5 separate regions of the Homo sapiens genome follow, and all the other regions are linked to region 3. A link is a loop called in an ENCODE intact Hi-C map of the cell type or tissue named here. Cell type or tissue: PC-3. All regions are shown on one strand. Region 1 overlaps LRGUK (leucine rich repeats and guanylate kinase domain containing). Region 2 holds the start of LOC105375518 (a long non-coding RNA gene). Region 3 overlaps LINC03060 (long intergenic non-protein coding RNA 3060). Region 4 overlaps EXOC4 (exocyst complex component 4). Region 5 overlaps EXOC4 (exocyst complex component 4).

Evidence for each region. Peaks named below come from ENCODE experiments on the same cell type or tissue, not always from the same donor. Only the 100,000 strongest peaks of a DNase experiment are listed, where the experiment ranks them.
Region 1: a loop joins it to region 3, with 16 times the contacts of the local background. A loop is called at or near these places in 14 of 110 quality-filtered maps.
Region 2: it touches region 3 in a loop (6-fold over the local background); 5 of 110 quality-filtered maps call a loop at or near these places.
Region 4: it touches region 3 in a loop (8-fold over the local background); 2 of 110 quality-filtered maps call a loop at or near these places.
Region 5: a loop joins it to region 3, with 13 times the contacts of the local background. A loop is called at or near these places in 3 of 110 quality-filtered maps.

What each region holds. Positions count from the first base shown.
Region 1 is chr7:134,139,574-134,144,573 of GRCh38, forward strand. It overlaps LRGUK (leucine rich repeats and guanylate kinase domain containing), which reads left to right. Exons shown (of 20, transcript NM_144648.3): 4 at 3,489-3,589. Among named protein-coding and RNA genes, the nearest start is that of LRGUK, 15 kb to the left of the region's middle. RefSeq lists a silencer at 1,771-1,840. In PC-3, a CTCF peak has its summit at 1,898 (motif pointing left); a DNase peak (open chromatin) is centred at 1,868.
Region 2 is chr7:134,366,027-134,371,026 of GRCh38, forward strand. LOC105375518 (a long non-coding RNA gene) reads left to right here and starts at 744. Exons shown (of 3, transcript XR_928001.3): 1 at 744-856. LOC105375517 (a long non-coding RNA gene) reads right to left here. Exons shown (of 4, transcript XR_928000.4): 3 at 4,689-4,892; 4 at 2,711-3,518. RefSeq lists an enhancer at 1-650. In PC-3, no CTCF peak of the experiment used is centred here; a DNase peak (open chromatin) is centred at 2,945; H3K4me3 peaks cover 728 bases; H3K27ac peaks cover 3,850 bases.
Region 3 is chr7:134,418,017-134,423,016 of GRCh38, forward strand. LINC03060 (long intergenic non-protein coding RNA 3060) reads right to left here. Exons shown (of 3, transcript NR_183392.1): 2 at 1-958. Among named protein-coding and RNA genes, the nearest start is that of LINC03060, 12 kb to the right of the region's middle. In PC-3, a CTCF peak has its summit at 2,710; DNase peaks (open chromatin) are centred at 2,695 and 4,215; H3K27ac peaks cover 1,795 bases.
Region 4 is chr7:134,029,593-134,034,592 of GRCh38, forward strand. The region is part of intron 17 of EXOC4 (exocyst complex component 4); the gene reads left to right. Among named protein-coding and RNA genes, the nearest start is that of LRGUK, 95 kb to the right of the region's middle. RefSeq lists a silencer at 4,610-4,810. In PC-3, a CTCF peak has its summit at 2,419; no DNase peak of the experiment used is centred here; H3K27ac peaks cover 1,117 bases.
Region 5 is chr7:133,988,639-133,993,638 of GRCh38, forward strand. All of the region lies in intron 14 of EXOC4 (exocyst complex component 4), which reads left to right. Among named protein-coding and RNA genes, the nearest start is that of LRGUK, 140 kb to the right of the region's middle. In PC-3, a CTCF peak has its summit at 2,484 (motif pointing left); no DNase peak of the experiment used is centred here.

The DNA of each region.
Region 1 (5,000 bases), 280 kb before region 3:
AGTATGTAATATGGTTTAATAATGCCAGACTTGATATCACTAATTTGTGTATCAATTTACATATTGATCCTTTGCTTTCCATGTAAAAAAGGCACCGATAACTGCTGAGAGAGAAAAAGGCACAGATCTGCAATATGATGATGTGGCTGAGATGCAGTCAATGATATTTAAGACTAGGAGATGGAATGTTGGCTTTATTTTTTCCTTTTAAGAGATCGATCATTACTTCTTCAATACTCCCTGAATATTTAATGATTTCTTTTCTTTTCCTCTGTTACTCAGTGCAGATGAATTAGTCTTTTTTTTCTTTAACAGATTCTTTTCTTTATTTTGCTTTTGCATTTATATTTTATTACACTCTTTATTCTGCATTTTGAAAATCTTATTTTTAAAATTAAAAAAACATTTTTTTTGAGATGGAGTCTCACTCTGTTGCCCAGGCTGGAGTGCAGTGGCATGATCACAACTCACTGCAACCTCCGCCTCCTGGGTTCAAGTGATTATCCTGCCTCAGCCTCTGGAGTAGCTGGGACTACAGGCACGCACCACCACGACTGGCTAATTTTTTGTATTTCTAGTAGAGATAGGGTTTCGTCATGTTGGCCAGGATGGTCTGGAACTCCTGACTTCAAGTGATCTGCCCGCATCAGCCTCCCAAAGTGCTGGGATTACAGGTGTGAGCCACTGTGCCCGGGCCTACATTTTGCATTTTAAATCTGTTAGCTCTTTTACCCTTATTATTGAGCACCAGGGATTCACAAATACATATTTTTCATTCTTTTTTGCTGTCTTTATTTAGTTGATTCTTTCAACTCTAACTCCACAATTTGTAGTTTTATATAAGGTATTTGTTATGACACCTTGTTCACATTTAATGAAATTAGTCCTACCATTGTCAAATTTTCTTCAAAGCTTGATCCTTGTTTATAATTTTCTGATCTTATTTGAAGTTGACAGTGTATAATGTTTTTCTTTAGATTTCTAGGGAAGTGAGCAAATCATTACTTCTGACCTGCTTTCTTCACTGATAATCTTTCTGCTTGCTTCTTTTGCCTGCCTTTTTTATGACAAATAAATGTTGCTGATATGTCTTCTCTGTTTGATTCTGGGGTTTTTTTCCCCTTCTAGGACCCTAATAAAGTCCACTTTTTAACGATTAAGAAATATTCTAGCCCATTTTCATTCTTAAAATACTACTGTTTTTGAAAGACTTTCAATTAACTTTTTTCTAGTTTTCTAAAGCTTTATTATGGAAAATTACAAAGCACAAATAGAATATTGGAATGAATATTTGGGTTCAACAGTGATCAGCCCATCTATATACCTCCCTGCCCAGCTTCCCCAGGGTTATTTTAAAGCAAATCTTAGATGGTCATCTCATCAGAAGGCCTTTTCTAGTGTCTCTGGCAGGAGCACTTGGCCTACTCCATACCTCCGCGGTTGTTTCCATTTGCTGGGTAGGAAATCGCGGAGTGGTGGGGGCCTTGCCAATGCTCACTGCTGACAACAGGAGCAGGGAGCCCACAGTTACGCTCCAAGCCTTTCTCTTCAGCCCGATCAGTCCTCACTAACCTTGGATGGCACATTTCATTAGTTCGTCAACTGTTTGAAAGCCTCCTGTGTGTAAAGTACCGCATATGTTTCTTTTTGTGATGACAGTCTCACTGGTCTCCTGGTGCAGGCCAAACTTCAGACTGCATCCGAATCACCTGGAAGCCCTGATAACACAGATTTCTGGGCCCCACTCTCAGGGTTTCTGATTCGGTAGGTTTGGGGCGGGGCCTGGAAATTTGCATTTCGAATAAGCTCCTGGATGAGGCTGATGCTGCTGGTCCGGGACCACATGCCGAAAACCAGTGATGGAGACACGAGGAGCTCCTGCCCTCTGGTGGGCAAGGAGGTCACTGCACTGATAGGGACCACAGGCCAGCTCAAGTTCAATGTCCAGCAACCCAGACCAAGGACTTTTTTCTGTCTTGATATGAAAACACTGGCTATCTACAGTGTGTGAAATGCACTCACCATCTCTTTGTCTCTAGCTAAGTACTAGCTGCTGCTTCTGCTTCAAGAAGGATCTCCATTTACCTGCCCACAGAAAGATCATCTTTCAGGAGAGTCTGGTGGTCCCGTGAAGTTAGTAGAGTTGAGACCACTGCTGACAGACATGTAGCTGAGCTCAGCATGGACAAATCGATACCACTTGGAAAGCAATTACAGTTTCTCCTTAGGTTTCCTCGAAGAGTTCTTCCTTGATTTGCTGATTCATTTCCAACAAAGTGTTAATGTCTCAAAGTACTGTCTCTCCTGGAACTATTTACATTTAGTAAGGAAGGGCATGGTTTCGTCCAGAAAAATAACATAGAAATTGGGGGGAATTTTCTGGCTTCAGTGACTATTGAGAAGGGAAGATACCAGGAGGCCCCTTACATAGCATGTCCTACCCACCTCAGGGCAGGGCCCCAACTACTCCAGGCTGGCTTCCTTCCCCAGGTCTGCATGTGTCTGTGCCACTTGGAGAAAGGTAGAAGCACTTCGCTTGGCTTCGGGTGAGGAGGCTCCATTCTCCCACTAGAGGCCATCCCCAGGAGGTTGTAATAGCGCATACTATGATCTAGAATCTAGAACGAGGAGAGAGAGGGAAATGCTAGCATTGTTGCCATTTTTAGGCAGAGAAAGGACTTACTAGTAGAGACAGGGCCATAACCCTTACTGTGTGACCCTTCCTGATTCCTTCCCTAATTCATTCCCCTACCTCTGTGTCTGCTGTAAAGTCATAGAGAAAGGTAAAACAATAGTTCATATCTTTTATCTTTTATATGTAATTTCATTAGCACTATCCTTTATTAGCACAGTAGTTCTTTACTTAGTGTTCAAGATTCAAAGTGTGTGCTTGGGATAAAATGCAAAACTCGGATGTACGTTTGATCCAATCTGGAGTCAAAAATCAAATAACAGCAATGAGTTAAATCACTTCAAATAGTTAATGCGATCTAGTGGTAAGTCCAACTGAAACAAAATTTAATTTACAACAAAGAGAGTTTCCTAATTGTGGCATTTCCACTCTTTATGAAAAGATCTAATTTAGTTATTTAGGGGCTAATTATCAAGAGGATTATCTAAGGCTTTTGCTTTTCATCCTTTTCTCAAATGCTGGCAAGTTTTGTAGCATTTCATTGTTAGTGGCAGAGTGAGCGGGCATGCGGAAGAGGCCGCAGGGATTGGTTACTTGGCTGCCCCCAAAATAGGGCATACAAGGATTGGCCACCCCTGGGGAAGAGGATTAAATTATTGACTCCGAGAGTTTTCTACCTTTTTTTTGTATATTTCACATACTCCTGATTTTATTCCTTTCACTCATATGGAATAATTAAGATGTCTTTGCAACTGTTATAATTTTAAAATATTCTGATGTCATGTACACTGTTTTTAATGCCTTTGTCTTGTTATTTTATTGGCTTACCTTATTCTGTATCTGTTTCCCTCCGTAGATTTATCTTGTGTGAGTTGTATGCCTTATCTCCTAGAACTTAATGCTTCTCAAAATAATTTGACTACGTTCTTCAATTTCAAGCCACCCAAAAACCTCAAGGTAGACTTTATGAATACCTTAATTACACATTAAGGGGTTTGCAAAAGTGCATTAAATAAGCAAAATAGCACTCAAATAGAGAATTCAGAGAGAATAAGATACAGAGGTAAGCAATGTAAGTGTCTGAAATGAAATAAAAAAGAAGGCTTTGTGTATACTTTATTTTGGAAAAGGGAGCTGGTCTGTCAGTGGATAGGCTTTCTGGAAGCTTTGTTCAAACCTAGTGTTCAAACCAACGAACTTTCCTCTGGTCTCCTCTTTCCCTCATTTGAATAGTAGTTATTATTGCCCTTTTTTTGTTGTTATAGTGGAACAATTTTTTAAAAATATTACTTGGTACATTTTATTTATTTAAAGAAATGCATTTTATTGTGTATATTTCAGATGTACAGCATGATGTTATGGGACATATAGCGGAATAACTTATCTGAAAAATTTTATATCTGAATAATCTGTAAAAATGTCCTAGGCTCAAACTTTGCCCTTTTATTTATCTAACTTTACTTTTTAAGAAAATAATGCTTTCAGATCTCCATTCTTGCTTCTCCGCACTTGCTTTTGCATTTCTGAAGCAGAAATAAACTACCTGTGGACAGTGGTGGATGGAATAGTTTGCTATGCCCTAGAGCAGTGAGTCTGTTGCTTAAATGCATGCCCAAATCACCTGTGGTTCTTGTGAAAAGGGAATTCTGACCCATTAGGTCTGGGGTGGGGCCTGAGCCTGTGATTGCTAAAAACCTTCCTGATGATGTCATGCCACTGGTCCATCGGTCATACTTAAGTAGCAAGGTCAGAGAGAAGTGGTTCCCACACTCTTCTGCACATTGGAATCACCTGAGGGAGTTTTCAGACCTACTGATACCCAAATCCCACTGCAAGAGATTCTGATTTAAGTGGTCCAAGGTAAGGTGTGGGCTTTGGGCTTCTTATTTTCAGAGACAAGTTGGAGTGCAGTTGCGCATTCTTGTCTCACCACAACTTCAGCCTCCTGGGCTCAAGTGATCCTGTCGCCCAGGCTGGAGTGCAGTGGCGCAATCTTGTCTCACTCTCACCGCAACCTCCGACTCCTGGGCTCAAGTGGTCCTCTCACCTCAGCCTGAGTAGCTGGGACTACAGGCACGTGCCAAAACACCTGGCTAACTTTTTTGGTATTTTTTGTAGAGGCGGGGTTTCACCATGTAGCCCAGGCTGGTCTTGAACTCCTGGACTCAAATGATCCACCTGCCTCAGCCTCCCAAAGTGCTAGGATTACAGGTGTAAGCCACCACGCCTGGCCTGGACTTTTAAAGAGACCATCAGGTGGCTCTAATGTGCTGACAAATCTGGAAACGATCACCCTGGGTTTTGTGATTAGTGTTGTTGTATTGGACTCAAATATTTAATTAAAAAGTCATTTTAAGGAATGGACATC
Region 2 (5,000 bases), 52 kb before region 3:
CTGGGCCCTTAAAAGCAGAAAGAATTCACTTCTTCTTGCAATGCTGATCCCTGGCAATGGGAATTCCCTACCTGAAGTTAGTGTTTAGATCTACTGTTTGAACTTAACTGCTTTATGAGGGATGCATTTCCTTCCTCTCTCCATGTTTTCCTGCTGCTAACCAGAGCCTTAAGCATTTGGCTTTGGCTTTCTTGCCATTTTTGCTGAGGTCTATTGCTTTCTAATCAGGAAAATTTTTTCAAGAAAATGACAGCTCCTCAGAGACCCACAATACCTCAGCTCTTCTGTGGTTCATGCAGACCTGAGCAGCAGAAACATACTGTAAACATAGATTGTGTTCTGTTCACTCAACAGACATGCATTCCTTGTGTACCATATGCCAGACCTGCAAAAGGCATGGAGGATATAGTTAGGGTGACACAGTTCCTGCCCTCAAGGAGCTTAGTACCTGGGGGAAAGACTGCCAATTACACTACAGTGTGATGAATGTTAAGGTGGGCATTCCAGAATGCTATGGGGGCATTAGGAGGGGAAGGTGGCCCACTCTTAGGATGGGTGCAGTGCAGTGGTCATACTTGCCAAAAGAAATCAGTCCAGGCAGGGGAAACTGCATGTACAAAGTCCTGGAGACCATCCTGAATACTCATTACGCAATGCCAACAAAGTTGTGTGATGTTGCTAGGCCATGAAGTTCAAGGGCAGAATAGCAAACTATGAGGCAGAGTCAGTAAGATGAGGCAAGCTCACACATAGCCTTGCAAACCACATGAAGGAGATTTAACTTTATCTCAATGACAGTGGGGGAAATCAGTGGAGGTGTTGGCATGGGTGTGATGTGATGTCACCAAGGTCCCAGGTGAGATGTCACATGAAGGTAATAACCATAATGATGATTATGATAATTATTAGTATTGGTGGTAACTGTAATGTGTGGAAGGAAAATGTCCCTGATTGAGGAGGTGAACTGAGACAAAAAAGGCCAGCTTCTAGGTTTATAACAGTATTGGAGTCTGTGATCATTTTCACTAGTAACCATTCTGGGAATTGTCCTAAAGAGAAAAGGCAAACAGAACTTCAGGCACAAAGATATTAATGAAAACATTATTTATATAAACAAAAATGTGGGAATATTCAAAATTTGCAATAAGAAAAGGAAGAGTAAATCAATGATATTACATGCCTAAAATGAAATACTAAGTAGCCATTGACATAGAGTCATCAGACTTTTTTAAAGACAAGGCAAGATGTTTATTATATAAATGAAAAAGTCACGATCTTACCTATGGGGGAAGTGTGTGTGTGTGTGTGTATGTGTGTGTTTGAATTACATTCTAGCTTTTATTTTACATTTTAAAATATTTTGTAATTTTATACCATGAAGATAAATTTCTTTTATCATAAAAAAAACTAGATGGGTGTGATGGCACATGTCCCGGCTACTTGGGAGGCTGAGGTGGGAGTATCACTCGAGCCCAGGAGTTCAAGGCTGCAGTGAGCTATGATTGTGCCACTGTACTCCAACCTGGGTGAAAGAGCAAGACCTCATCTCTAAAATAAAATAAAAATATATATTCATTGGAGTAAAAAATATTTTGATAACAATGACCATCATGAACTTCTTTACAATCACTCAGTTCTAAATCACATTGATGGGCTGAAGAGGAGGAGCAGATAGATATTCAGTAGAAAAGGGCTGGTATAGTTGTCCATACTGTTTACTTCTGCTTCCCTTCTGATTGGTCAATACCCTGTCATACTGTGGCTAAATATTTTGAATATCACCCCTGGAGAGGAATTTGTATTACGAGAAGCTTCATTTCCAAAGCAGCATCTTCCTAAGAATGTGTATGTAGTTTCGGCAGGAAAGGCATGGGTTCTAATGCCAGTCCTGCTTCTTACCTGCTGGGTGACCTTGGGCAGATGGTTTTAATCCTTCTGAGACTTATTTATGGAACGACAATAACCCCAGAACTAGTGTAGGGTGGTTGTGAGAATAAATGCATGTAGGTAAAAGCTCTGGCCCTAATGAGCACTCGATGACCTCATCTTTCTTCACAGTGTATCAGAGGTACCACATACTTCATTGGTGGTTAGTCTTGTAGTCATGGGATCTCCAAAAAACCCTTTCCCAACACTGAATTCACCAAGTATCTGTTATGTCTGCCTAGTCTTTCAGGCTACCAAAAAGCTGTTGAGTATTTCTCTAAGAATTGCTGGTTTCATCATTGCTTTCAATGGTTCTCCTGGGCTGGGCCATTGTTGACATGGAGCATTTATTTGTTGACTCAACTCAGGTGCAGAAACTTTCCATCAATACTCACCACCAGCACACCTACTGTGTGAACTTCTCAGGTGGTTTCTGACTGGGCGTGTGAAACACGTAAATATCCATGAAAACAGAACTTTCCTGAGAGTTTTCCATCAAAGTAAAACCAAAGCTACTTCTTAGTTTTCTTTCAGCCAGAGCAAGATTTTCTGGTGGGGTTGTGATACTGCAGGAGGCGATGTGTGCATGAAGTGTTGTGATGACTGAATCCATTAAAACAGAGAATTCCAGTGCTCACTGATGATCTAGCTCAAATTCCCCAAGATCTTGTATTACCAACAAGATTGGTTGTTCAGTTAGACAGAGCTCTTTTGTGTGTGTGCAATGGGAAGTTTCCTGTATTAACCTATATAATTAATTTGCAGACAAGAAAAACACTGCAAACATTGTTAAAAATGCATTTTATGTTCATTTTTTTTTTAATTTTTTAAATCGGGATTTGATCTTCAATGCTACCAAATCACCTCTAGTAAGACACAGGTCTGCAGTTAGTTTTTGAAGTGGATCCAGGATGGTGGTCTGAGGTTGCCTGTAAAGAATGAGGTTTTTCTGGCCTTTGGCCAAAGCAAAGTTAACTAACGGAAGGGATAAAAATTGTCTTGTGTGGGCCAAGCTGATGTTGCTCAATAGGTATTTTTTTGAATTGTGAGGAAAAGAGTTGCCTTATTTTTTCCACTTCTGGAATCATGAGAACCAGGGCTGGGAGTGAAGTTGCATGAGTCACAGCAGTGCATACAATTTTCATATTGACTTTCAGATGTCAACAATTCCTTTATCTGCATTATTTAACATTAACCAGGCACTGCCCAGACCTGCCCAAACCCTGTGTATGTAAGATGTTGCCCTTCTGCACCTGACAGCTTCCAACTCAGAGAGCTGAGGGAAAGGGGTCTCTGAGTCCTGGATATGTCCATCACCAAGCTGCTGAACAAAAGGCAGACACTAGGTGCCTTTGCACTTGGAGCCAAATCACTACTGGGATGTGGGATTCCTAGCCTGTGGCAGATTCTAATCTGGGAACTGGAAAGGGTCTTGTAGTAAGGAAAGGGCAGGCATTCGATGCAGGTGTCATGGGAGCAGAAGAGCTGGCTAGCAGCCTGACAACTGAGGAGGAAGGCAGAAAATCTAAACTCAGCACAATCTGTAATCCTGCATGGTGCAATCACTGACATCCAGTCCTGCTGGTTTCTCTCTGGAAGAAAGCAGAGAATTTTATAATGTGTTTCAGAAAGGTGTCAACATTCTCATCAATATCAAGGAAAAATTATTTTTCTATTTTTAGATGACTGGCAATTATCAGATCCTGGGAGAAGGACAAGGCAAGATGCCTGCCTGGGGAAGCTGGGCTTTTGTAGGAAGAAAAAGGAATTAAAAATGCAAGTTGGCTTCTGATAAGTGCCAAATAAATGATTTAGGGGGTAATTGCCTTGGAATTGAAAGAAATGAAAATAATTAGGGCTCCCCTAACCACCCGCTCCCAACATTGTATGACCAACTTCCTAGGGAGGGAAAATATATTTATTGGAAACATGATAGAACTGTCAGAAACCCAAGAAATCAATTACATAAATTGTGAAGCATAAGTCACAATGCTATTTGTTCTACAAGAGTGTAGAATTTGCAATTTTTCATTAAGATAGAAAATAAGAACGCACCACTGCTTCATCCAAGAGAATCATGCGCCCTCCCCGCCCCATGGTCCTCCTTGTTTCAATCATGCTATATCTGTGCAGGTGTTTTTGTTACTAACATTTGTCATTTGAGGTATATGAGAAGTCATTGGTCATCAGGTTAACTCAAGGGTGAATTTTATTTTTGCGTCTTCTGATAAGAACATTGGCTCTCATTTGTATTTAATGAGGCAATTAAACAGAGAAAATGGCCATGAGGAAAAGTAGATGATACGCCTCCATCAGGAGTCTACAATGTTGGCAGATCACTTTGTCAGAAATGTCAAGGACTGGCGTCATGAGTCTTGAAGGATTTAGGCAGGAAAAGAGACTAGGAAATTTTCCAGGGACTGTTATGAAAGACATGGAGGTGTGCATCAGGAAACACCTAGGGAAATAGTGTGACTCAAGCAGAGGTTTCTCTGTAGGGACTTGGGGGAAATTGATTTAGGGTGGTAGGTGACATGGTGGGGTACCAACGAGTTGTTATTGCTTTGAGAAAACATGCAGTCTTGGGTTCAGCTCCCTCAAAAGCAAACCTTGAGTGAGGAATTAGGTCCGAGTAGTTTACTGGGGCTGGGGAATGGGCAGGAGTGGGGAGAGGTGATTCCAGGAAGGATGAGAAGCAAGTGGGAGAGTGAGATGGGAGGTGGGAAAGCCAAGGAAGGGTGAGTGGATATGAGGATTATTACCATGAGCAACCAGGACTCAGTCCCATCAGGTCCTTGGAGAGACTTGAGGAACACATCTCAGGATTGTCCCACTGAGGTATGAGGAAGCTGAGGTTTTCATTCCAACTCCATCTCTTATTGGCTTGAAGGTCGCTCTTGGGGCTTTAACTCCCTGGCACTTCTAGTTGTCCCAGGAATGGATCCCAGTATGGGGCCAGAGGAAACCTGGTATGGGGCAGAGGGAAACAGGTGCTGGAGGTGACTACCATCACCCTCTATGGGAAATGTCGGCCAAGCTGCAGGTGACCTCCAGGTGGGCAGAGGAGATACGGG
Region 3 (5,000 bases):
ATATTGACACCCCATGTACAAAGCCAAGATCATCCTCTGGGAGGGCTTAGCTGGGGCCCCTGGTCGGGGAGCTGCTGGTGCTGGTATCCACATGCAGGAGCTGCAAAAGGCTGGAACAATGTGGCCTCAGAGCTTCAGTTTCTTGAGCAAGGATTACAGGTAAATTTCTTATTCTCATTTTTTCTAGAACTCTCTTTGGTGTGCTATAGTAGAAAAAAAAAGACAAAGCTTTGGAGGAAAGATCTACGTCCAGATCTCAGCCCTCCTACCTACAGGGTGAGTTACTTCATCTCCCTGAACCTCAGTTGCCTCATGAGTGAACTCCCAACTCAAGGGGTGCTTGTGAAAAATGTGACATAATTCATGCACATTTGTTCTTTGTCACATGGTGGGTGTTCAGTAAGTGGTGGCTATTGTGACTATAATGGTTGCTAGATCTCCCACCACACAGAGTTGGTCCTGCTGCCTTTTATTGTCTCTATCAAAATTAATAGAATCTAGAGAGACTTTAGAAACCCTCTCTCCAAAATTGATTCAAGCACAGCCTCATATGGAGGAACCAGACATCTACAAAGTTAACAGAAGTTATTGTCCATTTTTTTTCACACACTTTCTCCCTTTTCCAGAAAATCAGGGGGGGCAGGAGGGAAATGTGAAGCACATGATGACCGTCAGGGCGATGCCAGAGAGCTTGAGTAGCTTTGTTTATTTCATCTGTAATAGGAGGAGTTGGTTCTTCTTAGCTGGGGCAGTCTAAGAGTCAGTGGGACAACAGGCTACTCCAAATCTCCAGCTTTGTCTGCACACCAGCCATGGCCAGAGGGGTGATGCCTTCAGGAACCTCTTATCCTCTGCCCCATGGGTGTGTAGCATCCCTGAGAAGGAATGGTATCGGTCATTTTCCCTGGTCTCTGTCTCTGTCTCTTGGTCTTCTCCTGTAGGACCCCATGCAGTTGATCTGGAAAAGGATGCAATTAGGGAAGACTTGCATGGTTCTTGAAGATCCCTCCCACTCTAAACTAAGCCCCCAGATACACTGGGTCACTTTGCATTTCTTTACTTCCACCCCAACTTTCATCGCCATCTGATTTATTTGTTTATTTGTTTATCACTTGTCTCTCTTCACTAGAACATCAACTCCATGAGAGCAAAGACCTCCTTGTCACACCCACAACTGTGACCTCCAGTGCCTAGAGGGTGGCTGAGCACAGAGCAGGCATAGAGTAAATATTTGCTAAGTGGGTGTGTAAATGAAGGGATGTGAACCTCATGCCCACACACAGGGGCTGGGGCCACAGGAAGCCAGCACATCTAGACTGGGGCAACAGCTAACAGTGGAGGCAAACACCTGGCTCATGAGTGGCCATGGAGAGGCCACACAGCACAACCCCTTTCGAACTGCAGTTAAATGACTTTGACATCCACAGTTGAGCATCAAGCAAATCAGATAAACTAGTCGCTTAGCTACACGTCACCCCTATGGGTTGTTGGTTAGTTGGATTTTTCCCCTTTTGTCTTGTTTAGGCAGATCTGGTGTCCTGAGAGTAGGGTTATCATAAAGCAGAGGAAAGAGATGCAAATAAAGTGGGTGGATCTCAGGAAAGGAAGTGATCTCAGTGGTCTCAGATGCTGCCCATAGCAGGGTCCAGTGGCCGGTTGAGTTGAGTGTATGGGAGGCTTGTGGAAGAACAGTAAGGCAAAAGACCCCTATGGGCACTGAAATAAGAAAATAGATGCCCACCCAAATAGATGACCAGTATCAGGGCTTTCTCCACCCCTGCCAGAGTCGGCCTCTCATTCAACAATTTTCCATCTCACTTCCCATTGTTTTACTGAGACATGGCTTCTTCCTGCCTTGCCATGTCCTACCTGCTTTTAATTGTTCCCAAATGACTTGATGTAATTCCAAAATTTAGCCCTTTAAGTTCTATTTTCACCTTAACCAACCTGGAACCCCATCCTGCCCGCACCCTCATTAAACACAGAGAGGATGAAGACAGGGAGGGCATCATCTACATTGTACATCCCACGTGGCTTCAGCCACACCCTCCAGTGGCTTCTGGAACAACCGCAGAGATCTGCAGCTGTGAGGGGGTGGGAGGTGTCCTCAGGAAACTGAAGGAGATGAGGGCTTCTGGGACCTTCAATCTGGCTTGCTCAAATGTCATCTAGTTTTGCCCCATTGATTTCAACTGTGAATGGGACTATGTTTGTCCATTCATTAGAAAGTACTTCATTTTCCTTCTTCTCATTTATTTTTTAATCTGCCCTGCCCTTGGCTGTAGAAGTGAACCACTCTGTCCACGGCTTAGCAGTCAGGGCTCAGTATTTTCCTTCCTGACTGTAGGAAGAGGCCTAAGTGCCCTTGAGTTGTCCAAGATAGAATCGCTCACAAATCTGCTTTGTTATTGGTGTTTGATCAGTGAATGTACAGAGATGCAATTGTAGCCAAAAGAATGTGGGATATGGAGAGATCGCGCTGGGTCTCACGTTCCTCAGGCCTGTGGTGAGGGTGAAAGAAACCCACCCCCTTTCCCAGGCTACCCGCTGCCCATTGTGTCACTGTCTATCTGAACTGAAGATTCTAACAGAGGATGAAAAGCAGATCAAAACAAAATTCCCCCGAAACCATCAACACAAAAGTAGGAGCTACAGAACTCCAGTCAACTGGACCAGAGAAGAAAAGTGGAGCAATGACTCCCCCAAGTGGTGTGTCTGTGAGTGAGAGCTTGGCTGCTGGTTTTTCATTAACATTATTATCCTTAGAGTTATGGAGCCTCAACCTGATGTAGGATCATTAGAGCGTAGGGTTAATGGGGCCGGCTAAACCAGAAGGAAACATCAAACAGCTGTGCTAGGAAGGGTGGCAAGCCAGAGAATGAGGATGGAGCAGCAGCTATGAATCCTCTCTAGAGGGAAAACAATAAATATGGAATTATTTAGTCGGTGACACAAGGAAATGTTTTGAAAATGCCATTCTTATACTGCCTGCATCAGAACCAGCTGGAGAACTTGTCAAAGGTGCAGATTCCTGGGCCAACCTCAGCCCTAATCAGAATCTCTGGGGCTGGTGACTGGGAGTTTGTACTTTTAACAGGTGCCTTAGGTGAGTTCTAAGTGAGAAGCCAGTAAGTGAGGTGCAAGAAGTCTCATTTACCCACTCTGTAAAAAAGAGAGCGGAGGCAATGGACAGGAGGAAGAAAAGTCGTGTTTAAAAGAGATAGAAATGTTGGGCCGGGCGTGGTGGCTCACACCTGTAATTCCAGCACTTTGAGAGGTCGAGGCGGGTGGATCACCTGAGGTCAGGAGTTTAAGACCAGCCTGGCCAACATAGTGAAACCCTGTCTCTACAAAAAAATACGAAAAATAGTCGGGCATGGTGGCTTGCACCTGTAATCCCAGCTACACAGGAGGGTGAGGGAGCAGAATCGCTTGAACCCGGGAGGCAGAGGTTGCAGTGAGCCTAGATTGTGCCACTGCACTCCAGCCTGGGTGACAGAGTAAGACTTCATCTCAAAAATAAATAAGTAAATAAAAAGATAGAAATGTGAAGGGAAAGAGAATCCTTCATATGAGACTGGGATACACACAGGACTATCTGGGCAGCTGCCAGCCAGGCAGCCAGCCTCACTGAGGGGTTTCTCTCTGGAGCTCTCTTCCTTCTCCCGGTTATGTTAGGCTCCACTGGGCAGGGCTGCCTCAATACACCCTCTCGGCTGTGTGTCCATGTCCAGGTGCCCCCCATCTGGCCCAATGAAGGGTAGAGGGTGTCTAATCACTGGTTGCTGTTGACTGAGTCACCTGGTAGAGAATGCATGGCCCAGGATTTGAAGGGCAGGGTGCTGGTCTTGGTTCTGCCGTCACTGGAGTGGGCATCTTTGGAGTCTCTGGGTCTCTATTCCCTCATCTTCAGGAGGAGGGAATTGAGCTAAAGGATGTGATGGCTCTAGCAGCATCCCAGGACTCTTCTCTCTCCTCTGGGGCCCTGACCTGGAGCTCACCTGGTTTGATCACCCTGAGGGTTTGGCTTCAGTGTGGGGTCAGGGATCTCTAACCCCCCACAGGCCTATGAGGGAAACTTTGAGCCTAGTGCCGCTGATGAGAGAGGCTCTGTCACATGGAAAACTTTACTTAAGAACCCAGCTGCCCCATGAATGGTTGGTTTCCAGTTTCATGGACAGGATTTTCCCAGAAATTCCAGAGAGGGGTGTGGTGGTGCCAATGAGCTGGAATAGACCTTTAGGACCGAAGCCTTGGCATACCCGGGGAACATGTCAGGGAAACTTCCAGCCCCAGCCCCCTTTCTCTCTGTCTCATGGGAAATGCCACCAGGACAGGAAGTCACAGGAAATAGTGACTACACTAAATATCACTGAATTGTGCACTTTAAAATGATGAATTTCATATTTAGTGAATTGGGCGAATTATATTTTAATTTTTAAAAACATTTAAATACTTATCAAAAGGGAAAAAAAGAAGTCACCAGAGGCTTAGGGATAGAAAGAGGTGGAAAAATGTTTATCTTATCACTTGATTTAATATATTGGATAATTAGGATTCAGATGAAACCAAAGTGTTGAGTTCTAGAAGAGCAAGTCAGAGAGTGAAAACTCCACCCGTATCCATGCCAAGGAGGGGCAGTGGGGTCCAAGGGGAAGCACCACCCGGCTGACCTCAGCTCCTGCCCTCCTGGGTGACCTCAGCTCCTGCCCTCCCGGGTGACCTCAGCTCCAGCCTGCCTGGGACTCCCTTTCTGTCTAGCCCAGCTCCTTGTTCCTTCAGACAAGTGGCTGCCGGGGGCTCTAAATCCCACACCAACCCAGAGCACCCTGTGGAAAAATCCTTCCTCCCTTTTAGTCAGCTGGGGCTGGGTGGGAATTTTCCAAAAGGAACTTTTCCTCAGAAACCCTGGGGCAGGGTTGGAATCTAAGTACAAAGGTCTTAGGAAAAAAAAAATCTATTCCACCAGAGTGTACATTTCCATGGTGATGACAGCAGAG
Region 4 (5,000 bases), 390 kb before region 3:
CACTGCAGCCTCCACCTCCTGGGCTCAAGTGATCCTCCCACTTCAGCCTCCTGAGTACCTGGGACCACAGGCAGACACAATCACTCTCAGCTAATTTTTTAAAATTTTTGAAGAGACAGGGTCTCACCATGTTGCCTAGGCTGGTCTTAAACTCCTATTCTCAAGCAGTCCTCCAGTGTCAGCCTCCCAAAGGGTTGGGATTACAGGCATGAGCCACCATGCCTGGCTGGTGGCCCTTTTAAAGTAGCCTTTTCTTAGGCTCTTACATATCTTTGGAACCATCCACTATTGGGAGCTTCTCTCCACTGCTTTCTAAAATGAGAATAGCCATGTACAAGCATATGATTTAAACTGTTTCAATATCTGGAACGTTTCCTAAAGAAGTCACTTGCTTGAGGTTATAACAGATTGGCAAGGGGTCAGTCATTCCATTCATACATCAAATATTTATTGAATAAATGTGAGAGCTAGTCATTCCTGGAGCTACAAAGATAAAAATATGATTCCTATTTTTACACAGTATAGCACAGTAGACCTCAGTAATGGGAGCAGAACTTTGTGATAAGAATTAAGAGAGGGAAAGCATTAAGGTAAGAAAGGAGGTTAAAACCTCGTAAGATGCCCTCCTAGGTATATACCCAAGAGAAATGAAAAGCATGTGTCCACACAGAGACTTACATACAAATGTTTATAGCAGTAGGTAGTATTCATAATAGCCAAAAGGTAGAAACAACTCATATGTCCATCAATGATGAGTGGATAAACAAAATGTGGTATATCCATGCAGCAGAATATTATGTGGCCATAGTGGACTTGAAGTACTGATACGTGCTACATGCTGCCAAGTCTGTCCTGCAGACTCTGGCCAAGCGACAGATGGAAGAAGTTCACTGGCACAGGTATTTTGCCTAACAATGCGGCTAGAGGACCCCACAGCTTAGCACCGCTGATGAGAGTGCAGTGCAGCCACAGCAGCCCCCATAAGGTGGAGACACTTGCATTTATTTCGTACAGATTTAATGACAAAGGCTTGGAGCAAATACACTTTGTGGGTAATAAACCTTGTTGACCCGCACCCCCCCTCTGCCCCCCCAGCTCACCCCCCCGCCCCGAGTAGAGAGCAGTCCTGCACACGACTGATCAAAGGTTGGTTTCTGGAGAGAGTAAACAAATTTATCTAGATAAGTCTCTTTACAGTCCTTTGTTATCGACCCTTTGCTGTCAGGCTCCCAATAAGAGAATTTGGCTGCCTTCAGCCAAATTTTCTTTTGAAGCTTTTGCAAAACCTCCTGGCCTTCCAAGAAGTTTTGCATCTTTCCCTATAACTTTTATAACTTTTGCCACCACCCTGACTGATCTCCTACAACATACAACACGGGTAAACCTCAAAAACATTGTGCTAAATGAGAGAAGCCAGTCAAAAGAAACCACACACTTTACAATTTCATTCATATGAAGGACCAGAATAGGGCAATCTATAGAGACAGAAGTAGATTAGTGTTCACTTTAGGGCTTGATGGAGAATAGCGGGGAAGGGGATAACAGCTAAAGGATACAGGGTTTCTTTTTGAGGTGAAGAAATGTTCTGAAATTCATTATGGTCCTGGTTGTATATATCTGTAAATAGATTAAAAGCCATTGAATTTTACACTTTAAATTGGTGATTTGTATGGTATGTGAATTATATCTCAATAAAGCTGTTTTTTGAAGAAGAAAATAAGAGCAAAAACTGAGAGCAGTGGTAGGGAATAGCAGAGAGTTTTTGGTTTTGTTTTGTTTTTGTTCTCTCTGTTTCTCTAAAAGGGGAAACATTTTTATGGGTTATGGAAAGACAGACGCAAGGTTTATAACCCTGCCTGGAAGTAAGGAAATGGTTTTGGTAGTCTTGGTGATTTTAGTGTCATTACTATCATCACTGTTGTTATTAAGAGTTGATTGTGGAGCTAACTAGGACTAAGGAGCTTCCAGGTAGAGGAGGAGTAGATTACACTTGGGAGGGTAGAGACAAGTATTACTAGTTCAGAATCTGACACCTCCATCCAGCTGGAAGAAGACTTGCTTATGCTAGAAAAGGAACTATGCTGCCATAAGCTACTGAAGAAATAGCAATTCCAAAGTTAGAATGGATGCATCCAAAGAAGAGAAGGAAACTTCTATGCAAGTGAATCTAAGACTCCATTATAAACCCATGAAGTTAAGAAGAGCTAAAGAAGCATACAGAATTATTTTGTTTGCAACAAAGTTTTTTTTGTAAGTTTTCATTTGTTGCTGAATCTCTCTCAGTTGTGGTTATTTTAATAAGCAGTGAGTTTGTAAAGTCCTGGTTTAAAATACTAAATGTCTGATCTCCCTATTAACCCCAAGCATCTGAGATTGTAAATCATGACTCTTTGTTGCCACCTGATGACAACAAAGAGTACAGCCCTTCTGGAAATACTAGCCTTTCTAGAAACAAATTAATTTCTTGAAAGCTGAAATTAGCAATCAGTGATTCAGAGATGTTGACAAAGGCTTTTTATAAGTTCCTTGACCTTGATATGAGAAAGAGGCCTCTTGTCATAGGCATCTTAACGCATACTGAAGTTTTTTCTTATAACTACATTACCTAGAAAGCAACATCCTCCATATTGAAAGTGATTTTCAATATATTACACTAAAGCATTCAGTGTGTATTGCCCTAAGTCTGTCAACAGTTTCTCCTGCAGTTGTCGCTGATGTCACTGTCCAGTGGCTGCTTCTCTCATGTCTGAACAGCTGCAAGCCTGTTCTTACTGTTGCTGCTGTCATCACCATCACACACAAACTGTTGCCCCTGCCACCATCTTCCTGCTGCTAATGGGACTGATTGGCACCTCTCCACACCACATCAAGGTGCAGGAGCTATTTCCCCTGCCAGGCTCAGAGCCATCTGACACCTCTTACTGCCACCATTCATTATCACCCTCACAGCAGTGAAGCCAACAGGAACTAGCTCAGTCCTGAGCTGGGGGGCCTCACTGGTGAAGGGAGTGCGGTGGCCACCTTTCTGCCTGCAGAAGCAGCTGGGCCTCTCAGACTGGACCTGGGGACTCAAAAAATTCTGTACTTTTAGGGGTCAGCACATTAGAGCCCCAGCATGTCTCTTCTGTACTGGTTACTGGAGATGAAAGCAATTAGAAAATTATTCTGTTTAGGAGAGTGGACAGCACCAACAGCTTCCTCCTCACCATGTGCCTGCATAGGTAACAAATAAGCAATATTCTGCCCCTTCCTGACCACTGGGCAAAGATTAATGCCATGCATTGAAAGTTATTTTTAAATGTCCTCAATTAGCTATAATATTTTTAACAAAGCTTGTAAGGTTTAGGTAATGTGTAGGGTATAAGATGGCAGACTCATTACTGTACTTTCACAGAGAAACAAAAAGGAATAAATCCACAACTGAGAAAGAATAGGAGGATTTACCAATAAATAAATGACAGCAACTTTCTGGATGATAGGAAGAAGATGGAACATTGTTAATGGATAAAGTAGTTGGGGAAAAGGAAACCCTCAGTCTGGAATGTGCAACGAGGACCTTGGAGAAGTTCCATGTTCATAATCAGCAGTTCAAAAAAAAAATGTCAGAGTGCCAAGAGAAACCGAAAATAGAGACTAATGAAAATTTTCTAGACATAAAAATATATATCCTACAGGACTATTTTCTTCACCCCTCCAAAATGTTGGTATCCAGAAGTTGTTCTTGAAAGAGCCATCCTAGGAAATATTTAGGGAAAGTCAAGACTTCTGGTGTGGATGTCAGAGGACCAGAATAAAACATTCATTTTAGCACTGGAGGGAGAGGTCCCAGCCTGACAGTTGGCATCCCACCTGCTCATCCTAAAGAGAAACCCACCTGTTAGCACCTTCTGCACCACCCCACATAACACTCCCAGGAACTCCCTCCCTCTAAGAACCTTTTTAGAAACATGATCTTGCCTATACTTAGAGGCCCAAGATCCAATTGGAGTCCGAGGAAAAGAGAACAGAGAATGAAGGGGAGGGGAAATTACTGAAGAACTAGTAAAAATGCTTTTCTAGAACTCAGGAAGGGCCCAAGTCTTCATATTAAGAGCCTGTTGGGTGCCCAGTTCAGTGAATGAAGAAATAGCCTCACCTAAAACACAGCCTCATGAATTTTCAGAATGCCAAAAGTAAACTTATAAAAGCTCCAGAGAGAGGGGCATAAAAAAAAGTCAGCTGGTATCAGACTTATGATCAATAGCACTAAGTGCTAAGAAATAATGAAGCATTCTTTCTCAGCTCCAAGGTAGAATGATTTCAACCTAGAATTAGACATCCAAACAGTGTATCGGCCAATTTTGAGGGTGCAATAAGGGCATCTTCAGATTTATAAAGACTTGGAAAGTTGACTTTTCATGCTCTTCTTTCTAGGGAACTTTTTGAGAATGCATTTAAGCAAAGCGAGTAAATAAACCACAAAAATCAGAAAACGTCGTGTCTAAAAGAGACTTGATCCAGCTCAGAACAGTGAAAAGGTAACCATGAAGCAGGCTTAGAGAGGAACCAGTCCAAATTGGGATAATGAGATACAGCTGTTCTGGAGAAAGTTCTCTGGGTGGGAAAAGACTCAAGAAAATAGGTAGTATGATGGAGAGGTTGAAAAAGAACCTAAGATGTGAAAAACTCAAGTAGTACAAGAGAAAGGAAAGGCAATTGGAAATTTTTAGGAAAAAAAGCAACTATACAGGAAATGTGTGGCCTGCATGCAAAGTGAACTTCTAGAAGCACCCTCTTTGAGAGGCCTCAAGGCTGTGATATAGTTAGGCTTTGTGTCCCCACCCAAATCTCATCTTGAATTGTAATCCCCATAATCTGTACATGTCAAGGGAGAGACCAGGTGGAGGTAATTGAATCACGGGGGCAGTTTCCCCCATGTTTTTCTCGTGATAGTGAGTTCTCATGAAATCTGATGGTTTTATAAGGAGCTCTTCCCCCTTCGATCAGCACTTCTCCTTCCT
Region 5 (5,000 bases), 430 kb before region 3:
AATCAGAAAAGACTTTCTGAGCCAGAGAAGGCATGAATAGTTTTGAAAGAGGAGTAAGAGCCATCAAAGGTGTAGAATCATGAGACAGCATGATATGTTTAGGAAATTTGCTTTAGACAGGTGGTAAATCAAACGGCCCAGGGTTGGAGAGGGGATACGCTGAAGAGAAAAAAGAAAGTGGTAAGAGATGGAGAAAATCTGGAGGGTTGGACAGAAATAAAAAATCTTGGAAAGCTTTGCTAAGGAGCTTAGACTTGATCATATAAGCCTTGGGAAACACTGATGTTATTTATACAAGAAATTAACATAGTCAAATTTGTGTTTTGGGTAAATAACTTATCTGACTCATATTTAATTAGATAAAAGGGGGCCAGGTAAGAAGCAGAGACACCAGTCAGGTAACTATTGCAGTAGTCCATGGAAGAGATGGGGTCCAAACCAAGAAAGTGGCAGTAGATAACAGAAAAGAAAAAATAAATATTAAGAAAATATTTGTAAATAAAATTGGTACAAATTTTTCTTTGCTAGAGAGAGTCAAAAATTACACTCACGTTTGCAGCTGGGATTCCCAGATTGATGTATCACCTATAAAAAGAGAATTCAGGATAGAGAACAGATGCTAAAGAAAGATAATGAGTTTAGTTTTGAACACATTGCATTTGAGATGCCTATGGGATATACAGGTAGCAGTATCTTGCAAATCATTAATCAAATAAGGTTTAGGAGCCATCATTTCATGGATAATAGTGTAAACAATGAAAAGGGATGAGCTCACTCAGAACATATTGGCAAGTAAGGAATACCACTAGAGGAAAAAGTCCCCAGAAACACCGGCATTATGGATGGACTAAAGGAAGGGGATTCAGTGAAGGAAACTATGGAAGAAATGCCAGAGAGAGAAAACAACACCCAGAAGAGTATGCCATATAAGCCAAAAGAAGATGATTTCAAGAAGTAAAGGGCCAGTGAATTCAGAGATAGCAGAGAGCCTGCATGAGATGAGGACTGAAGAGCAGCCAGTAGATTTGGCAATTACAGTATCATTGATGGCTATTACCAGAAAAGTTTTGAATAAAAAGGTGAGGGCAGAGTCAGATTGTGGCACACTGAAGAGTTAATAGGAGGTGGGACTGGAGAAAGTCAGTGTTGAGATTCTTTTGAAGTGTTTGTTGAGGACTAACAGGGAGCAGGTAGGACAAAGGGCCTGAGGAGAACAGCGCGAATTTGGAAAAATTGCTGAGAAAGGGAAGGAGGTAGCCAAGCACCAGGGAAAGGATTGACAAGTGGTACCGCAAGCTTCTTTTGAAATTAAAATCCAGAACGTTTTAGTGGCAACAATCTATACATTTTTGTCTTTTTAAATTAATATATTATAGCTGTACGTATTTTGGGGGTACATGTGATATTTTGATAAATGTATACAATGTATAATGATCAAATCAGGGTAACTGGGATATCCATCACCTCAAACATTTATCTTTTCTTTATGTTGAGAACATCACAATTCTCTTCCATCTATTGTGAAGTATACAATAAATTATTGTTAAGTATAATTACCGTGTGGTACTGTCAAATACTAGAACTTATTTCTTCTAAGTGTATTTTTGTGCCCATTAACTAACTTTCCCCTCCCCCCCCCACCCCTTTTTATTTCTCAGCCTCTAGTAATCACCATTCAGCCTCCATGAAATTCCCTGTTCAGGTCCCACATTTGAGTGAGAATGTGTGATATTTGTCTTTCTGTGCTAGCTTATTTCACTTAATATGATGACCTTCAGTTCCATCCATGTTGCTCGAATGACAGGATTTTATTCTTTTTGTTTGTTTTTGAGATGCAGTCTCACTCTGTAGCCCAGGCTGGAGTGCAGTGGCGCAATCTCGGCTCACTGCAACCTCCTCCTCCTGGGTCCCGGTTCAAGCAATTCTCCTGCCTTAGCCTCCTGAGTAGCTAGGATTACAGGCACGTGCCACCATGCCCAGCTAATTTTTGTATTTTTAGTAGAGACAGGGTTTCAGCATGTTGGCCGGGCTGGTCTTGAACTCCTGACCTCGTGATCCACCCACCTCGGCCTCCTGAAGCGCTGGGATTACAGGCATGAGCCACTGTGCCCCACCAGGATTTTATTCTTTTTATGGGTGAATAATATTCCATTGTGTATATCTACCACATTTTCTTCCACCATTCATGAATTGGTGGATATTTAGGCTGGTTCCCTATTTTGGCTATGGTGAATAGTGCTGCAACAAACATGGGAGTGCAGATGTCTCTTTGATATACTGATTTCCTCTCTCTTGGATATACCCAGCAGTGAGATTGCTGGCTCATATAGTAGTACTATTTTTAGTTTTTGAGGAAACTGCATGCTGTTTTCCATAATGGTTATACTAATTTACATTCCCACCAACAATGTATGAGCATTCTTCCTTCTCCACATCCTCACCAGCATTTGTCTTTTTTATAATAGTCATTCTCACTGGTGTGAGATGATGCCCCCTTGTGGTTTTTATTTGCAGTTCCCTAATGATTAGTGATGTTAAGCATTTTTTTCATATACCTGTTGGCCATTTGTATGTCTTCTTTTGAGAAATGTCTATTCAGGTCTTTTGCCTATTTTTATAGTCAGATTATTTGTTGTTTTTTTTGTTTTCGTTTTTTGTTTTTTGTTTTTGCTATTGAGTTGTTTGAGTCCCTTACATATTCTGGTTATTCATCCCTTGCCAGGTATATACTTTGAAAATAATTTGTTTCATTATATATGTTGTCTCTTCACTTTGTTGATTGTTTCCTTTGCTTTGTAGAAGCTTTTTTGGCTTGGCGTAATCCCATTTGTTTATTTTTGCTTTTGTTGCCTGTGCTTTTGAGGTCTTACCCAAAAATCTTTGCCCATATCAATGTCCTGTAGCATTTCCCCAATGCTTTTTTCTAGTAATTTCATAGTTTTTAGGTCTTATGTTTAAATCTTTAATCCATTTTCAGTTGACTTTTTTAATAAGTTAAAAAATGAGCATCTAGTTTCATTCTTTGGCATACAGATAGCCAGTTTTTCCAGTACCATTTATTAAAGAAACTGCCCTTTCCCCAATGTGTGTTCTTGGTGCCTTTGTCAAAATGAATTGGCTGTTAAGTGTGTGAGTTTATTTCTGGGTTCTCTATTCTGTTCCATTGGTCTATGTGTCTGTTTTTTATGCCAATACCATGCTGTTTGGGTTACCATAGCTTTGTAGTACAATTTGAAATCAAAGTAGTGTGATGCCTTCAGCTTTCTTGTTTTTGCTCAGGATTGCTTTAACTATTCTGGGTCGTTTGTGATTCCATTTGAATTTTAGGATTCTTTTTTCTATTTCTGTGAAGAATGTCATTGGTATTTTGATAGGGATTGCATTGAATCTGTAGGTTGCTTTTGGTACTATAGACATTTCAATAATATTAATTATTATTTCAATCCAGGAGTGTGCATATCTTTCCATTTTGTGTGTGTGTCTTCAATTTCTTTCATCAGTGTTTTATAATTTTCCTTGTAGATGTCTTTTACTTTGATTAAATTTATTCGTAGGTTTTTCTTATTGTAAATTGGATTTTTTTTCTTGATTTCTTTGGTGGATTGATTGCTGTTCGCATCTAGAAATGCTACTGGATTTTTGTTTTGTTTGTTTGTTTTTTTGATACAGGGTCTGACGCTGTTGCCTAGGCTGGAATGCAGTGATGCAATCTCAGCTCACTGCAACTTCTGCCTCCCAGGCTCAAGTGATCCTCCCGCCTCAGCCTCCTGAGTAGCTGAGATTATAGGCACCCGCCACCAAGCCCGGATAATTTTTGTACTTTTATTAAAGACAGGGTTTCACTATGTTGGCCAGGTTGGTCTCTAACGCCTGGTCTCAAGTGATTTGCCCGCCTCAGGCTCCCAAAGTGCTGGGATTACAGGCATGGGCCACCGCACCTGGCCTGATTTTTGTATGTGGATTTTGTATCCTGCAACTGTACTAAATTCATTTACCAGTCCTAAGAGTTTTGGGGTGGAGTCTTTAGGATTTTCTAAATATAAGATCATGTCATCTGCAAACAAGGATAATTTGATTTCTTCCTTTCTATCTTGGATGCCGTTTCTTTCTTTATCTTACCTAATTGCTCTGGCTAGGATTCCAGTACTATGTTGAATAAAAGTGGTGAAAGTGGGCATCCTTATCTTATTCCAGAACTTAGTGTAAGGCTTTCAATTTTTCCCCATTCAGTATATTAGCTGTGGGCCTGTCATAGATGGCCTTTATCATGATGAGTTATGTTCCTTCTATACCCAGTTTCTTGAGAGTTTTGATCATGAAGGGATATTGAATTTTATCAAGAACTTTTTCTGGCATCTGTTGAAATGATCATATGATTTTTGTCCTTTATTCTGTTGATGTGATGTATCGCATTTATTGATTTGCATATGTTGAACCATCTTTTCATCCCTGGGATGAATCCCACTTGATCACAGTGAATGATATTTTTAATGTGTTGTCAAATTCTATTTGCTAGCACTTTGTCAAGGATTTTTGCATTTATATTCATCAGGGATATTGGCCTGTAGTTTTCTTTTTTATTGTTTCACTTTGTCTAGTTTTGGTATCAGCGAACAATATGTTCTTTTGTTTTCCTGTCAAATGATGAGTTGTAGAATTGACTCAATGTTACATGAGTTTTAGGACAATTATAGTGAAAGAAAAGTATTCAAGGGAGTTGAGGTTTATGGTCAAAGAGTAGCTCAGGGAATCAACCATGCAATCCATGCTGAGGATCCTAAGAGGGACTTTTTCTACCAGGAGAAAATGAAGGGATTACAGCATTAAAGTTATAATGGAAATGAGGGTGGGAGAGAGTTGAAAGAAGAAAAGTTTTTGATCTGAGAATATGATACTAGAATTTAAAATTTCAGAGGTTGAAAACAGGATTTAACTTGGCAGCAAGTTATTAATATATATTTTTAATTTGCAGTGATTTAAAGAGGTGTTTGTTTTTCTAA